Linked DNA regions of Mus musculus: region 2 is linked to region 1. Evidence: chromatin contacts called from ENCODE Hi-C or POLR2A ChIA-PET data. All regions are on one chromosome and are shown on one strand. Each heading gives the region's core, a stretch centred on a gene start or an enhancer-like site at or near the end of the contact. The rest is flanking DNA. Distances are from core to core; before and after follow the strand shown. Region 1 holds the start of 4930401G09Rik (RIKEN cDNA 4930401G09 gene). Region 2 holds the start of Msi1 (musashi RNA-binding protein 1).

Evidence for each region. A loop is a pair of places that touch in the nucleus more often than their neighbours do. ChIA-PET counts read pairs that join two places held with the same protein, here RNA polymerase II (POLR2A).
Region 2: a loop to region 1 is called in a map of left cerebral cortex, with 3 times the contacts of the local background. The contact joins the promoter of Msi1 here to the promoter of 4930401G09Rik in region 1. A Hi-C loop is called at or near these places in 3 of 37 maps with a recorded cell type or tissue (T-helper 17 cell and left cerebral cortex). POLR2A ChIA-PET finds 5 or more read pairs at or near these places in 3 of 5 experiments (Patski and embryonic stem cell).

The regions. Positions count from the first base shown.
Region 1 is chr5:115,358,561-115,361,642 of GRCm38, forward strand. 4930401G09Rik (RIKEN cDNA 4930401G09 gene) reads right to left here and starts at 1,563. Exons shown (of 2, transcript NR_163911.1): 1 at 1,360-1,563; 2 at 140-572. It also overlaps a transcript of Msi1 not described here.
Region 2 is chr5:115,428,353-115,431,379 of GRCm38, forward strand. Msi1 (musashi RNA-binding protein 1) reads left to right here and starts at 1,323. Exons shown (of 15, transcript NM_008629.2): 1 at 1,323-1,454; 2 at 1,625-1,665; 3 at 2,271-2,352; 4 at 2,452-2,536. The coding sequence starts at 1,396. It overlaps A930005G22Rik (RIKEN cDNA A930005G22 gene), which reads right to left and starts at 1,152. Exons shown (of 2, transcript NR_168295.1): 1 at 958-1,152.

The DNA of each region.
Region 1 (3,082 bases), core at 313-2,812:
GAGGCTGGTGGATTTTTGAGTTCAAGGCCAGCCTGGTCTACAGAGTGAGTTCCAGGACAGCCAAGGCTACACAGAGAAACCCTGTCTCGAAAAAAAAAAAAAAAAAAAAAAAAGTCTATGAAAATACATTAAATGAGTCCCTACCACATTGTATTTAAACATTTTTTAGACGGAAAGGCTGCCTACAGTTTGTGTAGCTGCTATGCACATGTTTGAGGAAAGCTATATCTGGGCTTTTTTTCTTTTTAAACATTTGGCTATGAATGTATACTATTTGTGTTGTTTTAAAAAATCCTCCCATCCAAAAAAAAAAAAGATCCAAGGCTGTTCAGCTGCTACCGGGATTTCTGTCGCTCTTGTCAGTTCCATAGACTGTAAGTCACATGAGGACAAGAACCCTTTGGGCAGAGTTAAATCAGTCAAAGGACTGGGTAGGGGGTGGGTGTCCAGCACCTGCAGTACCGCTCGCTCCCAGTGGGTGGCAGGCTCCTCCTAGGCGGGCGCCGCCCAAAAGCCTGGGCCAGGGAAGTCCTGCCTTCGACCTTCAACGTGGCTGGTCTCCTCTCAGGTTCCTGGAAGGAGATGGAGGGAGGTGAAACCTGAGAAAGGAATACAGGGAGAGAGGTCGGCTCAACCCCGGGGGCTCTTTCTTCCGGCCTTCTTCTGAGGCTTCTCATCTTCCTCACATTGGTACAAGAAATCTTCAAGGTAGGCATGGTGGTGCTCCCCCCACCCCCACCCCCATTATCCCAGCACCAGGGAAACTAAGGCAGGAGAATGAAGAATTCCAGGCCAAAACACATGCCTTTCATCCCAGAACTGGGGAGGCAGAGACAGGAGAATCTCTGTCAGTTTGAAGCCAGCAGGGTCTGTCACTATGTATAGTGAATCCCTGGGTGCGTGAGGGATGGGAGTCTTCAGTTATTCTAGTCAGGCCTGTTATTCCAACGACTCTATATTCTGGAACAAAAAGATCACAAGTTCAAGGCCAGCTCCAGGCTGTAGATTGAGTGCCAGGCTAGTGTGGGCAACTTGGTAAGATCTGTCTCAAAACAGGAAATAAACGCTAGGCATGTACTTTTAAACGCAGCAATAGAAGACAGAGGCAGAAAGGACATTGCAAACTCAGGGCCAGCTGGGGCTTCGTGGTAAGAACCCGTATCAAAAACAAGACATGGACAAATTACGATTAAGAAGGCTGGGGATGTAGCTCAGCAGTCTGGCAATTGCCTAGCATGCCTGAGGCCCTGGGTTCAATCTCCAGCACCGCAAAAAAAAAAATTTTTAAGTAACAATCAAACAAATAAATAAGTTAGAAAAGAAAAGGAGAAAGGAATTGGGACAAAGCAAAGTGCTTACCTAACTGCACAAGGCCTGCGCTCTGTCTGTCCCTAGCACTGTGATAAAAACAGCTGTGGTAATAAATGCCTGTTATCCCAATATTCAGGAGGCGGGGGCAGGAGAATCAGGGGCTCAAGGTCATTACGTAGCAAAACCAAGGCCAGCCTGGGCTACAGGAGATCCAGTCAGAGAGCTCTGAGAATCCTCATTTCCTGTAGGAGTGGGAGTAGATAAGAAATACGAAGAAAAGTCCCATCCCTCCCCCAGGAACTGGGCACAGAGCAGAAGGCAGGAACCTTTCCTGAAAATCTGCATAACTCAGAACTCACCTGACAGTTGATTTACTGCCCTGCTTGGTATTCCCTTTGATCTTCAGGTGGTGGTGAGTTGTCTGAAGTGGGGGGCAGGGACACACACACACACACACACACACACACACACACACACACTCACTCACTCGGGTTCTCTAACAGAGCTGCAGGCCCTGAGCCACCTCCTCAGCTTTTGGTTTGTTTGCTGCTTCATTGGTTGGTTGGTTGTTCTTTTCTTTTTAATGACTTCTTTGTTTTTATTTCGCGGGAACTGGTGTTCTGCCTAAGTGTGTGTCTGTGTGAGGGCGTTGGATGCTGTGGAGTTGCAGGCAGTTGTGAGCTGCGATGCGGGTGCTGGGGATTGAACCCTGGTCCTTTGGAAGAACAGCCAGGGCTCTAACCACTGAGCAGTCGCCCCAGCCCTGTTTGTTTTTAAGTAAGGGTCTCACTATATAGCTCAGGCTGGCCTTAAATTCCCACCCTTTTGCCCTAGCCTCCTGAGTCTCTCCCTCCTCCTCCTCCTCTTCCTCCTCCTCTTCCTCTTCCTCCTCTTCCACCTAGTTTTTTTCCTAACTTTTATTTACCATCTCTGGTAAGAAATCGAGAGAGCAAGAGAGTGAGAGAGCAAGCAAGAGAGTTCAGTAGTCAGTGCAAGCGGAGATCAGAGGACAGCTTTCAGGAGTTGGTTGTCTCTCGCACCACGTGGGTCTTAGGGAACTGAACTAAGATTTTTAGGCTTCATGTTTTTGTTGTTTTTGTTTTTTGGTTTTTTTTTTGTTTTTTCTTTCTTTTTTTTTTTTTTTTTTTTTTTGGTTTTTTGATACAGGGTTTCTCTGTATAGCCCTGGCTGTCCTGGAGCTCACTTTGTAGACCAGGCTGGCCTTGAACTCAGAAATCCGCCTGCCTCTGCCTCCGGAGTGCTGGGATTAAAGGCGTGCGCCACCACGCCCGGCTTAGGCTTCATGTTTAGTGCCTTAATCAATGACTCACCTCTCACCTCACCCCTCTGTCTTCTTTAATAACCGCAGGTCAGGGATCTGGGCAGTAGCTCAGCTAATAAAGTGCTTGCCTTACAAGCATTCAGACCCCAGGTTCAATTCCTAGAACCCATGTGGAGAAAATTAAAATAAAATAATATAATATAATAAAAAAAGAAAGAGAAGGAGGAAAAGTGAAAATCCCAGCACTTGGGAAATGAGACCAGAGGACTCCTAGGGCTCGACAGCCACTGTAGCCTAGTTGGTGAGGTTCGTGAGATTCAGGCCTGCCAAAGAAAAAGCTCCAGTCTTTAAAGAACAATACCCAAGGTTATTCTCAGGCTTCTACCTACACGCGCGCACATATACACACACGCCTGTGCACCTGCACACACACATCTGTGTAATCCCTCCACCTGTTCACCTGCATATACCTGTGCATCCTCACACACC
Region 2 (3,027 bases), core at 73-2,572, 70 kb after region 1:
CGTGGTTTCAACCAGGGAAGTGAAGACATCCCTTGGTCTTGAGGGAGGAGGGTGAATCTGCCTCTTGTCATATATAAGGGACTTTCTTGGTCTTCCCAGGCTGGAGAGAAGGAGTTTATGGGGGTGAATGAAGAGACATGGGGTTCAAGTACTAGGAGGTGATGCTAAAGAGCCAGGAGTTAGAGGGAAGAAGACAGGAGTTTGGCTTCATAGAAGGAAATTATTTACAAGGGAAGTTAACTCTAAACCTGGTGGAGAGTCAGCCCAGGTTCTTCCAAATCAAATGGAAGGGAGCTAGGACCCCAGATGAAAGGGAGTCACTTGGAGGGTGCACAGCCTGGAATCTCCGAGACACCGACTTCTCTCTCCACTTCATTGGGGACCCTGCCAGCGGGCAAGTGTTTGGAATCAGTTTCCCCCCACTCCAGACAGTCCGAAAGGGGCTGGAAGTGAGACAGGAGGAGGTGCCCACAGAAGGCCGGGGAGGTGACAACTTGGGAAACCTGGCTCGAGGCTGGGCATTCTCTCAGCTGACCATAGGGGTCCCAGGTGTGGAGAAAAGGGGTTTAGGGGAGTTACAAGGCACACTTAATTTGGACAGCAAGGGCCGAGGAGGGGCAAACAAAACTGGGAAAGATTCTACTAGTGTTGCTGATAAATGCTCCCCACTCGGGACGCAAGGCACTACGAGGGCTCCCCAAATTGGACGTGGGAAACTAGGAATGGACTGGAGACTGTCGTCAAGGCAGTCTAAATTAGGTTCAGGAGAAACTGGGGGTCTCCAAGGGCAACTCCTCGCTCGGACTGGGAGAGGTTTCTTACCAGTTGGAAGGTGTTGGGGGGCACTGAGCTATCTCCAACCCGACCCAGGAAGATTGGGGGCACCTTCTAAATTCTCAATAGCGAGGACCAGGGAGGAAGGACTAGGGAGGGTTCCCCCATCCGAAGCCGAGCTACCTTGAACGCACCGGGAAGCGCTTCATCCCGGGAGGGCGTTCCCCACGGCTGGGCCCCCGCGCCGCTGTGGGTGAGGGGTGCGGCCGCGCCCCAGGCCCGAGCCCGCACCAGGAATCAGGGGAGCTCGCTCACCCCCCGGACACACAGGAACCCCGAGGGAAGTGGGGAGGGGGGTCCCAGCGCCGCCGCCTCCGCGGGCGCCCGGGCGCGCGCCGGGCTTTATGCGCGCAGGGCGGCGGGGGGAGGAGCCGGCAGGTCGGCCCCCGGCGGGCCCTCCCCTTGGCCGTCCCCGCCCGCCCGCCCGAGCGGGGTCGGGGGAGGGGGCAGCATGGCCTGTCCGTCCGGCCCCCTTCGCCGCGCTCCTCATCTGCCCCGCGCCGAGCGCCGCCGCCGCCGCCGCCGCCGCCGCTCCGCTGCCCGCGCCGCCCGCGGCTCCCGATGGAGACTGACGCGCCCCAGCCCGGCCTCGCCTCCCCGGACTCGCCGCACGACCCCTGGTACGGTCCGGCCCGGCCCGGCCCAGCCTGCCCAGCCCGCGTCCGCCCCGGCCCCGCCAACATGGCCGATCCGGGTCGGGCCGGGGCCTCCCCGGGGCTCGGGCCCGCGCCCCCTGCTCCCTGGCGCCCGGCGCTCACGCGGGCCCTTTGTGTCTCTGCTCCTCCCGCAGCAAGATGTTCATCGGAGGACTCAGTTGGCAGACCACGCAGGGTGAGCCAGCCCAGGGATCGCCCGCCGGCCCCCGCACCGCCACCCTGCACCCCTTGCGGCACCCCAAGCCCGGACGCCCCTGCCCGGCCCCGCGCCCCGCTGACCCCGGGCGCCCTCGTGCCCTCTTCCGCGCCCCGCCCCGGGGACCCCGAGAGCGCAGCACGCTCGGCGAGCGCGCACGGCCCGGCGCGGGTTGGGGAGCAGTTGTGGGGGGTGGGGGGCGGGTTGAGGGGGCATCGGGGGGGGCGGGCTGGGCCCCCGGGACCCGCCAGCGGCAGCTCCAACTCCGCTCGCACCTGCGGCTCAAACTTTTGTTGAGGCTGCTCCCGGAGCGGCGGGAACCCAACCTGAGCGGTCCCCTACTCCAGCCCGGCCCCGGCCCTTGCCTTGCCGAGGCCCCGGTGGGCGCCAGGAAGGCTCTGCGGGACCCCCCTCCCCAATCCCCGGCGAGGGCAGGGGTGGGGGGGCCGGCCGCGGAGAGTGCGCGCGGGCAGCTCGGCGCGGGGGCGGCGGGGCCGCGCCGGGGTCACCAGGGGCAAAGGACGGGGGAGGAGGGGGAAGGGCTCCGGGCCTGGGCTGGTCCGAAGGCGAGTGTGTGGTTACAGAAGGGCTGCGCGAATACTTCGGCCAGTTCGGGGAGGTGAAAGAGTGTCTGGTGATGCGGGACCCCCTGACCAAAAGATCCAGGTGAGTCCCGGAGACCTCTCCTGCCACCGCGCTCGCCCCTCCCGCCGAGGCCACTCGCTGTCCTTGTAACCATCTGCCTCTCCCTCACTACCGGCGCAGGGGTTTCGGCTTCGTCACTTTCATGGACCAGGCGGGGGTGGATAAAGTGCTGGCGCAATCGCGGCACGAGCTCGACTCCAAAACAGTGAGTGACCCTCGGGGTTTCGGGGGTCCTTTGGGAGAGGGAGGCTGCCGGAGGAGAGCGATCCGGGAACTCTCTCTCGTGGGGACAGTTGCATGGAGTTTGCAGAGTGAGAAAGCTGTCATGCCCTGAAAGTTTGTCAGTGGAGTTAGGGACAGAGGGAGGAAAGGAAAAAAAAAAATCTCAGGCCTGGGATAAGATGCCACACGCCCCACCTCCAGTGTTGGTGAGGGACGCAGCAACTACTACTCTTTCTCTGTGAGTACTAATCTTGGTACTTCTGGCTTTGGGGTGGAGCCGGGCCCCTATCCTACCCCCAGATTGAATGAGTCAGGGCTACAGTTACCCACGGTGGCTTCTCTGAAATCTAACTACTATTTGACTCTGTGACACCCCCTTTTCCATTCCAGACCAATGGCAAAGCATCACAGAGCCCTCCCGCTCCCCCCCCCCCTTCTCCTTCCCGGACTTTGGTCAGTGAGCTCCTTGCTTTT